Regions from separate parts of the Homo sapiens genome. Here region 1 is linked to region 2. A link is a loop called in an ENCODE intact Hi-C map of the cell type or tissue named here. Cell type or tissue: endothelial cell of umbilical vein. All regions are shown on one strand. Each heading gives the region's core, and the rest is flanking DNA. Links, peaks and the distances in the headings are about the cores only.

Evidence for each region. Hi-C counts contacts between places; a loop is a spot of excess contacts. Peaks named below come from ENCODE experiments on the same cell type or tissue, not always from the same donor. Only the 100,000 strongest peaks of a DNase experiment are listed, where the experiment ranks them.
Region 1: it touches region 2 in a loop (4-fold over the local background); 5 of 110 quality-filtered maps call a loop at or near these places.

What each region holds. Positions count from the first base shown.
Region 1 is chr5:78,503,028-78,508,027 of GRCh38, forward strand. All of the region lies in intron 4 of LHFPL2 (LHFPL tetraspan subfamily member 2), which reads right to left. Among named protein-coding and RNA genes, the nearest start is that of LHFPL2, 140 kb to the right of the region's middle. RefSeq lists an enhancer at 1,843-2,351. In endothelial cell of umbilical vein, for the core only: no CTCF peak of the experiment used is centred there; a DNase peak (open chromatin) is centred at 2,094; H3K27ac peaks cover 1,507 bases.
Region 2 is chr5:78,635,829-78,641,848 of GRCh38, forward strand. All of the region lies in intron 1 of LHFPL2 (LHFPL tetraspan subfamily member 2), which reads right to left. Among named protein-coding and RNA genes, the nearest start is that of LHFPL2, 9.9 kb to the right of the region's middle. In endothelial cell of umbilical vein, for the core only: no CTCF peak of the experiment used is centred there; DNase peaks (open chromatin) are centred at 2,773, 4,173 and 5,143; H3K27ac peaks cover 3,090 bases.

The DNA of each region.
Region 1 (5,000 bases), core at 1-5,000, 130 kb before region 2:
TAAAGCTACTGGGAAGACCATCTACATAAATGAGCTCATAAATGTGGCTGACCGCGCTGTAGGACAGTTCTTCATAGAAGATGCAGATTATTTTTGAAGTGGCTTTATAGCTTAAAAGAATACCACCTTTGCATTAAGCCCCTACAACAGAGTGCCAGAACTGCTCATGTAAATATTCAGGGCCATGCTTAAATGATTATTTGTTAATGTAATTTGAATATAGATCATCCATGGCTCTGTGATAATTTATGTCGACAATTAAGTAGTTGCCATGGCAAACCACTTTTGCATTTTATTTGCATATCAACTGCTATATCAGAATTTTAAGAGAGTTTGCCATTTCCTTCCAGACTTTCCAACTCATTCTTTAAAAACAGGTCCCCGTCTTGGCCAGGTGCGGTGGCTCTGCCTGTAATCCCAGCACTCTGGGAGGCCGAGGCAGGTGGATCACCTGAGGTCAGGAGTACGAGACCAGCCTGGCCAACGTGGTGAAACCCCGTCTCTACTAAAAATACCAAAAATTAGCCAGGCATAGTGGCAGGTGCCTGTAATCCCAGCTACTCAGGAGGCTGAGACAAGAGAATCACTTGAACCTGGGAGGCAGAGGTTGCAGTGAGCCAAAATCGAGCCATTGCACTCCAGCCTGGGCAATAAGAGCGAAACTCCATCTCAAAAACAAACAAACAAACACAGGTCCCCATCTCTAGAGATACTAAATTAATACCTGCTTGGTCCACTTGCTTTTCAGCAGTCATTTTTTTATTTATGATATGGTTGAATTCTTCATTCCCTTTATATATTATTTATTTTATATTTCTTTTGCTTCTCTATGGTACAGTTTGTGAAATGATGACTCTCTAATACAGCCTGGAAGCAGAACTCAGCAAGTTGTAGACCTGCGTCTACAGGTCTCTGCACATAGTAGGCATCCAATACAAGTGCCTAGGACTGAAATTGAATTCTGACCTACCTTCTCATAACATGTCTGCATTTTTTTTACTTTTTACCAAGGGACTACTAAAGGCTGATGAATTAGGAAATGTGTCCTATCAGTGGTATTTTAAAACTGATTCAGACACGGAACTGTTGGACCTGACTTCTGGTGGAGCATCATCTGTCTGGACAGCCAGAAACCAAGAGCCTCCCTTTGGCAGCCAGAAGTCCTCAGGGCCTTGTGCTCACCAGGAACAAAAGGAAGGGCTGTTCCCTCTACTCTCCCCATGCCTCTTTGAGGGTGTTCTGAAGGTGGGCAACCAAGGTCACACCACCCCAGAGAAAGCCCGGTGACTTTTTCAGGAGAAAAATTCTGAGGCAGGGCTCCATGTGTGCCAGGCATCTCCGTCCATCTCCCTATGCTTCCCAAGCCCCTGTTCTGATTTCTCTCCTCTCAGTGGCTGACCTTGTCTTTTGGGCCTGAGAGTGAATGAGTAGGGCATGAGATCAGTCATGGGGTTGGGCTATGGTCATAACCTTGATGCTTAAGGTGATTTTTTACCCTGTGTAAAAAGCAGTAAGAATACCAAATCCTGGAGAGTGATCAGCTGCATTTCGTATGCCCACCCATACTTCCATGCATCAGATTTATGACAAAAGCAATTATATAAGCAGCAAAGGCAAAACCCCCACGTGTCTGTCTCTGCTTTTCCTTTTATTGCTTTTTTTCATGTTGTCCTCTTTCACCCTCAATCATTGCTCACTTCCAAGAAGGCTGAGCCTGCATACACCAGGCCCTTCACCGCCACTGCCAGCGCCATTCCCACGACCACACACCCTTCACCCCAGCCCTGCAGAGGCAGGGTTCAGCCCCAGGGCAATCTATCTGGTCAGACTGGTGGGGCAGCTTGCTAAGGCTGTCCTGCTGGACTGAGACCCATGCAGGCAGAGGGCTGGAGGGAGTAGAGTGTGAGAGCCAGCCCAGCATAAAGGGAAGACTGGAAGATAGCAGGCAGCTGGCCGGTGGCTCATGCTTATGGCAGTCCCTGTGGAATAGGCCCAGCCAGCACAAGTGAGCCAAATCCTGAGCTCAGTTTAATGGCTTCGGTCCCAAACCTGAGTCACTGGGGATTCCATGGACTTCTAAGAGAGCCCTACACGCATTTCCAAAAACAAACTGCTTGATGTTGTCATGGAAAACCTGGATCTTTGCATTCTATGGTTTCACGATGGATTACATCCAGGTCACAACCTAAGGAAGACAGCTGGCAAAAAGCCAACCCTGCTGGCTGATCACCCGGCTTTTGTAATGAATCCCAGAGGGATGCAAACTGATGTGTGTTGCTGCCTCTGCCAAGTCCTTGGACAAGTTCTCACCTCATGAAGACTAATCAACCTGTGATTTACTCCGCCAGGAGAATCTCAGAAGCCACCTGCAATCAACACTCAACGGCTAGAAGCTGCCTCCAGAAAGAGAAGGAATGGAAAATGTGTGTGTCAGGGGAAGGGGAGGGGGAGGAAGGAGCTCTGTTTTCTTGTCAATTTGACTGCTCTCTCCTGCCTTTTAAAAAAATGATCTGAGGACACCCCTGGTTACACCAAAGCCACAGGACTGCTGTGCACCCTGAGCTCCAACACAGGCAGGCTCTTAAGGACAGGGAAGGCCCCTACACACTGTATTTGTGTTTGATTGGAACAGAGTAAGGTCAATTCTAAAAGCTACAAGATATCCCTGTTCCGTAGAATGCAACAAATCCGGGAAACAAATAATATACTAAAACTTGCCAAGAAAGCAGAAATACTTTGATAATGATTCTATAGCTACCATTTATTATTTACTGTGTGTTAAGCACTATGCTTAAGCCTTTCTCATATATTATCTAACTTAATCCTCAGAACAGTCCTGAGGTATAAACCTATTGTTATGCCCATTTTACAAGTGAGAAAACTATGGTTCAGAAAAGTGAGGCAAATTGGTCCGTGTTTCACAGGCACATTCAGGTGAGGCCTGAACCCTCATTACTGAGTGAGTGCTGAATGTCAAGGACATGTGCACAGTATTTAGAAAGTATCAGCCGGGTGTCCACCTAATGGTGCCCTGAAGGCAGATCCTGCTATCTGGATTCACATAACAGGCAATGATTATATTTCATTACTGCTTAAGTTAGCCCAGAGTTTGGGATTTCCATTGAAGTAGCAGATTCTTTCACACCCAGTTTCTAAACTCAGAATATCAAGATTTTGATTATTTATGCTGTGTTTTTTTATAGACAGTGAAGGCTACACAAGCCTGTGGCCTATTTATATCTTAAAATTAGGTGTAGCAAAAGAATATGCTTACGATCATTTCTCATCCAGTCACATTTTTGCCAAAATGTAAGTTGTAAGAACAAACACAGCCTGAGTGTATTTCTAAAGAATCCTTTTGTTGCTCTGGCAACAGCCTCCTTTCTCACCATTTGTTTCAGTGTTGAAGAGATCCAGGGCTGAGGGAGAGGGGGCATAGGGAGAGAAAAGGCAGATGCTCCCAGCTGCAGCAAGTCCTTGCTGAGGCTGGGGCTGACCAGAGGCTATCACAGATTGGCCAACGGGAGAAAGCAAGCCAGCCCTTTCAGATGCCAGTATGGCAATGTCCTCAGCCACAGATTCAAGAACCACAGCTGCCCTTTACATTGGCTTGATGTGCATGATGAGACCTCCAATAGGGGAGAAAGTGCCCACTGAATCATGAGAAGGATAGCTCAGTCCCTCTTTTTTATGATTTTTTCTCTGAGGGGTGATGCTAGGCTGGAAGGAGAAAAGAAACCAGTTCTTTCCTGTATTTCAGCACTTAGTCTTAGATCAGTGGCTCCTAGACAGCAGTCAAACTATGCAGGAATCTCTGCCTTGTGCCAATTTAAAATTCTGAGTAATTTCAGAATTTTTGAGATGCTGCATAAGTAACAGGGGTAGGGAGGAAGTTAAAGCTTCCAGACTGGAAAGAGGCAGAAGATCAGCACCAGCCCTCAGCAGTGCTCCCACTTCTTTCTCCTCAACCTTCCTCCAAGAGACCTTGTGCAGAGAGAAAAGTCAGAAAAAACTCACTGGAGGCCAGGATCAGTGGCTCACACCTGTAATCCCAGCACTTTGGGAGGCGGAGGCAGGTGATCACTTGAGGTCAGGAGTTTGAGACCAGCCTGGCCAACATGATGAAATTCTGTCAATACTAAAAATACAAAAATTAGCCAGGCATGGTGGCAGGTGCCTGTCATCCCAGGTACTTGGGAGGCTGAGGCAGGAGAATCGCTTGAAACTGGGAGGTGGAGGTTGCAGTGAGCCAAGTTCCTGCCATTGCATTCCAAGCTGGGCAACAGAATGAGAATCTGTCTTAAAAAAAAAAAAGAAAAGAAAAAGAAAAAGAAAACTCACTGGAGTGTTCAAATAATACCTGAGAGCCATACTAATCTTTGTGCAATAATGAACACCTTGCCATTAATGTGATGCACACCAGAGTACCAAAATATGTTGGACTAATCCACACTCAGACATGGAATTCACTCAACTAACGCCTTATTATAAACTGCATGTAAACAGTCTTGAAGGATACCTATGCTTTGCTTCTGAATGACTGCCAAAGATAGGTTTAGTGTTATGGCCCAAGATGTCCCACCCCTTCCAGTAAATGGCCACTGGTTTGCTCGAAGGTAGTTAGATCACCATCAAGTTCCTCAGGATAAGAAGCACTCCTACATGACAAACCAGGAGTCTCATCTACATACCAGCAAATCAATAAAGCCCATAATAAAGGCATGAAATCATCAAGGATGTGCAAATACAACAGAGCGAGGGAAAACTAAACAGAAATCCTACTCTCTGGTCAACCAGGGCTCTTCAACAGGATTAATAATTAGTGTGTGCTGGCTTCCCTTGAGCTACATGTTTGACTCTTCAAAAGCCTTCAGTAATACTTCCCTGCAAAAGTTTTAAGATATACACATGCATACACACACACACACACACACACACACACACACACATGCCCCTGAGGCACCGTGTGTCCAAGGAGAATAAAGCAGGGATATTTCTCT
Region 2 (6,020 bases), core at 584-5,583:
ACAAAAAACAACCAACCAACCAAAACAATCCTAGGTACAATTATGGTGTTTAGTCTTAGTTTTCATATATAGATCACCTGGCTTTTCATTACAACTAGTATGTGAAATGGCCACATTAGAAGTGTGCCAAATGCATCGTAAATTATATTAAAGTTCCCATCACACACACAGACACACACACACACACACACGCGCACACAAACACCAATTAAATGAATGGGAACAAGTTCTGCCTAGTGCCCTCCCAGGCATCCTGTGCTCTTCTTGAGCTGCCTGGACACCTGGTGCCTGAGGCTGCCGTCTGTGGCCCTGCCTCCTGCTCTGCCCTCCTTGAAGAGTGCCCCACACTCCACCCTATCAGAATCCACTCTTGCATACTCTGATCCTGAGAAGCATTCTATTAAGTTATTCCTGTTAACGTATAAATCACAAATGCATTGCCTGTCCTCTGTGTGCTTACACGTCTAATAAGAGGCTTAAAGGGAAACACTTCACCCAATTTCTCTAATGGTAGAATTGTAAGTACAACAGTAAGTGAATTCCACCTTTCGGGTAAGGAGCTACTTCTATATCCAGCTGATCCCCCCACACTGACCATTTCCTACTTCATTGGTTTCATAAGCTGACTTTGCCCCTAAGGTAAGGCTGAGATGGATCCTGCATCTTTAGGAATAGAGGTTAATTTTCATACAATTGTGGAAGGGCAAACTCCTTAACCTTCCAATTCACCTGGATCAGAATCAAGCTGGTCTGTGGAGGATGGGGCCCCTTCTTCATCCATTTCTGGTCATCCATTACTTAACAACGCTCATTATCTCCAGTGTCTGAACCAAAGTAGGAAAGAGTGGGAAAATCACTATCGAGACATTCTTAAAGACTTCTCTACAGAGGCCCAAAGCTTATGTAGTCCAGTATCTTTGAGCACTTAATAATCAGTGTCTGTAAAACCTTCCTAAAAATAAAGGCTTCACAGAACTGACTTCTTACACCATTAACAAAGGCCTCTCTGATTTGGCTCCATCCAAGATAAGAGCCTCTCTGTAAAAGCAAAAGCATGTATTAAGATAAAAAGTGAAGTGGATCCAATGGGACAGAAGACAGCCCTTCACAAGCAAGTATCTAGGAGGCCAAGAAATAAACAGGCAAGGGTGTCCCTCAGACATGGCCAATATCACAAGCTCAGACAGACAGGTTTCTAAACTGATACTCCTCTAAATTGGTTTTTCTAGAGCCTTCCTGATCATAAGAACCACCTAGAAGCTTTGTTTAAAAGACACAGATTCCCAGGACCCACTCCAGACCTATGAAGCCAAAACCCCGGGTAGGGTCTGGTCACATATGTCTAGCTAGCACCTTAGCAGAGTGTCAGGCAAGTTTCAGAAATAATGCTCCAAATGAAACAATAGGCAACCTTTTAAAAGCTTTGTAATCGCATAACCTTGAAGTTATAGGGTATGTGGGAAAATGCAGGTTTAATGGAAGGAAGTTAGAGCCTTCCTAATCTAGTTAAACTTATGGAATATAACCAACATGTAATGAGGAAATCATTTTAACTAGCTTGGGGGGAGGGGGGGAAGCCTTCCCCTATACCTTTACCATATCTCAACTGGAAGAGCTCATAACCTCCCTGCCCTAAAGGATTAAAGGCATCCCTGCACAGTGGCTCCCAACAGCTATTAAAGGCCCAAATGGAAGTGCCAGGGCTGAGGGCTCGCAGTCTCATCCTGATAGAGGCCAGCCCTAAGTAGCAGGTGACCAACTTCAAGTCAGACCTCACAGGCCCTCCTGGCATGCACGGTTCAGCCCTGACATTTCTCAGCCGCCAGATGCCTATTCCATAGTCTCTTTCATGCTCCAGTTTAATGTGAGGCCTTGCTATTCAAAGTGAGCTCCACGGGAGTAGCAGGGGAAGCATCACGGAGAGAGCTTGTTAGAGATACAGAATCCTAGGCCCTACCCAGCCCTGCTGTATCAGAGTCTGTATTTTAACAGGATTCCAGCCAATTCTTGGGCACAGTCAAGCTTGAGAAGCCCTCCTGATGGGGTAGGGACTTCTACCCACAACTCTGGAACATCAGCCTCCCCACTCGGGCACCAGCCTCTCAGAGGCCTTCCTCCCTCACACTGTTCACTCAAGTCTTGTCAGTGCTGGTTTGTCTTGGGGCCAGATCACCATCAGCAGGACCCAATGAATAGCTGACAACCCAAAGCCCAGTTTTTAGGAAGTTAAAAGGAGGCAATAAGGGCCGGGCGTGGTGGCTTACACCTGTAATCCTAGCATTTTGGGAGGCCGAGGCAGGTGGATCACGAGGTCAGGAGATTGAGACCATCCTGGCTAACATGGTGAAACCCCACCTCTACTAAAAATACAAAAAAATTAGCCAGGCATGGTAGCAGGCGCCTGTAGTCCCAGCTATTCGGGAGGCTGAGGCAGGAGAATGGTGTAACCAGGGAGGCGGGGCTTGCAGTGAGCCGAGATGGCACCACTGCACTCCAGCCTGGGTGACAGAGCGAGACACCGTCTCAAATAATAATAACAATAATAAATAATAAATTAAAAAACATAAAAAAGGAGGCAGTAAGTTCTGATTGTGTCTCACATTCTCATCTGGCTCTAACATCTGCCTCCCTTCGAGGGCAGGACTATAGACCTCGTGATCGTAAATCAGCAGAGACAATCCAAAGTCAAACAATACCATGGAATGCTGGCTCTTTGGTTCCAGCACAATGTTAATGAGGTCGAGGTCACGGGTATGATTAGCTTCCTCTGTATCTTGGCACAGACTCCAACCCTCTGCCCTCCGGCCGCCTGCAAAGGCTGACGCACCCTTGGTTACTAAGAGGACTGGAGGAGAATGACAAGGGGAGGCTAACAGAGCAGCACCAGTTAATGACTCAAAGAACCTGAGTGGCTGACGGGCTGCATGTATCAAAGAATGACTTGTGGCCCAGAGGGAAGGCTGACAAGACAGACGACCAGGTCAGAATTCAAAACTATCTGGACAGGCCAAACATGCCAGAACTGAGAAAGCTGAAATTTCACAAGAAGAAATGAAAGTCTCATGATCAAGGTTTCAAAAATCAAATATACACATCCCAAACTAGAGGAAATCTAATTGGATGGCAGTTATTAAGTTTTTAAAATTTTTTAAAACATTCAAGTTTTGTTGACCAATATGGATATTAAGAAAGCCAGAAGCCTCTTAGGACCAGAAGTCTAGTTTCCAGACCAAAAGGAGCAGTGGTTCTTGCCTAACATGGCTGGTCAGACTATCCTAAGAGGCCCCCCAGCCACCTGTCCACACAGGTGTACACACAAACTCTCACACCTTCCCACCACCACCACCATTGGGGTTCTTATTATTCAGTGTGGCCTCTTCACCCATACTGTCCCTGACTACAGCTCTTTTTGGCTTGGTAACATAGTGTAAACATTTCACACATCAGCTTAGTTCCCTCTCATGCTGCCCTTTCTTTACAATACACTTAAGCACAAGCTGGGAAAAACAAACAAACAAACAAACAAACAAAATGCATAAATAGTCAAGACAACCTAAGCACACCCACTTACCAAAAGGATTCAGATCAAAAATGACTTACAGTCACCAGTTTAAGCCGGCACACTATGCTACGAATTACAGCATGAATCCATGCAGAGTCAGTAATTAAGTCGGTAATTATGAGTTTTCACTGCAGAAGAACCCTGAAAGGCCCACTGTAAGAAGGAGCAAATGAAAGAGTATCTGTTTAGACATACCTCTCTAGAATGTAGAATCATCTTCTAAGAACGGACAGTTGGCCATTTTAAAAAAAAAACAAATGTGATTTTAGATTGTTTTTAAAGTTGTGAGCCATGTTTTTCTTACGTATCTATTTAATATACAAGTGTTAGTCATTTACAAATACAAAAACACTGCTTACTGGTAAGTTTGTAATTCCCAGACTATCCAGTCTGTTATTTTTAATTCAGAAAATGTGTTCTCTATGAGCAAGAGAAAGTTAATTTTTTAAGAAGTTATTTTGCCCTTAATAAGTGTGTGCCATGCACCACTTATCTGAAGATTGAATGAGGCTCCTGTGAATGCAATTACAGCCTTCCTTAAACAACTGGCTAAATGCCTTAAAACTAGAAAACATGTGAAATTCAGTCCAATTGCAGCCTGCCCCAGGAGAAAGGAAGCTTGAACTCCAGGTGCCCCGACAACACAGCACAGTGTGGAAAGAAAGAAAATGCTGAACAATAGAATCAGGAGAGGAAAAAGAGTCCCTCTTAATTTTCCGGGCATGTGGGGAGCTTGTTGCTAAAGAAATATTTAAGATCTCACTGCTGGTTAAGGTTCAACTGAACAGTGAAATTAAAAAACAAAAAAAAAATCAAACATGCCAGTACAGCACTTATTTAATTCAGTATTTCTTATCAATCAGGTTTATTTCAGTACTTCTTATCAATACAACAGAAACACCTCTCAAATCACACTTAAAATGTTTATGAAAACATACCAAACATACCCATTATAAGGGGTGGGGTCTTCCCTATCATTCAGAGGAAGCTGCCCCATTCTGGATTTGGGTTGCAACCCCCAGTCCTAGTTACATTCCTGCAGCCTTCCAGTATTTATAACTATATCAACAATGAGTAGGAACGTCAGTTCTGTTTAAAGACAGGAACTGCCTTACAAAGGATGCACCATGGATATCAAGCAATGTATGATGTTGTGACCAAAACCACTGATCCAGTTTTGTACAAAAACCAAAATACTTCCCCAGCTCTTTAGTTCTCATTTCAAAAAGTAACATACTACTTGTAGAAAATCTGAGAAACAGAAAAATAAAGAAAAAAAATTAGTCACTCATAGCCCCATTAAGATAACCAGTTAAAATTTTAGTCTCTGTCCTTCCAACCCTGTTAAGCAGGCAAGGATGAGGTGAGGTGTTATTGCTGGTTACACAGACTAACAATGATTAATCATCCCCACTGGACTTACCCTAAATCCACAGCAGTAAGAGGAGTAACGGTTGTGCCTGCAATTCAACAAGCATTCACTGGGGCCTGCTTGGCACACTCTCATTTATGCCACAAATGAATGAAATGCAAATTAACACCAGTAGCCCTTGAGGGCCATTTGGTAACCTCAAAAAAGAAGGTAGATAAACCTCATCCCTGGTGGACATGAAAACAAGAGTTAGTTATCCTAGTACAGAGAGTAGGAGAGCCTGGCCACCCTCTCTAAGGCAGGGAAGGAAATGTTTCAGAGGAAGGGTGTGCAAAGCAGTTGGAGATGAAGACCTGGGAACCACACACATGTGCAGCTGCCCATTAGCAATGCAAGGGTTCCTGGGAATCTGTGTGCTTTTAGGACCAGAGAGATTCAGCCCACAAGGGAAATGTTCTTAGTCCCACAAACAGGAAGAGCTTTAAAACTGTCAGAACACCCTAGTTTCCATACATCAACCTGGGCTACTATCATCCACCTATTACCCTTGTGCAGTCAAAGGCCAGACAACCTGGTTACGTCTAGTTGAACCATGCTCTGTGCTTAAGGCACAAGGAAAGAATTGTTTCTACTGCTGATGTCACCTCAGCGTTAAACATTGTTCATTATTAACCAGCTGAAATATTCTTCTTTCAAATACTATAACTGGGTGCAGGTTTCCTTGCTTATTTTTTTTTAAGGTGAAGAGTTGTGAAAGTTAGTTTGACTGAACTTCCAAAGTTCACCCCCAAGTAAATACCTTGGAAGTCTTAAATAAAGTTTGACAAAAATATTTGTAAAATAGTCTCCATAAAACCACTTAATCATTATAACATGTTATTAAATCAAAGTCAGAACAAACCCAGAAGAAAAATCCAAATACACTGAGGTTCTCCTTTCTGGACCTGCCAACTGTCAAAATCAAAGTTGGGTGTTTCTCCTGATCTAGCTGATTAAAGTTTAGGAAAATGTGCAGATAACACACCTTTTTAACCGTATTCAATATTTTGTAGACATACACAAAACTAGTTTACATTCTCAGCAAGT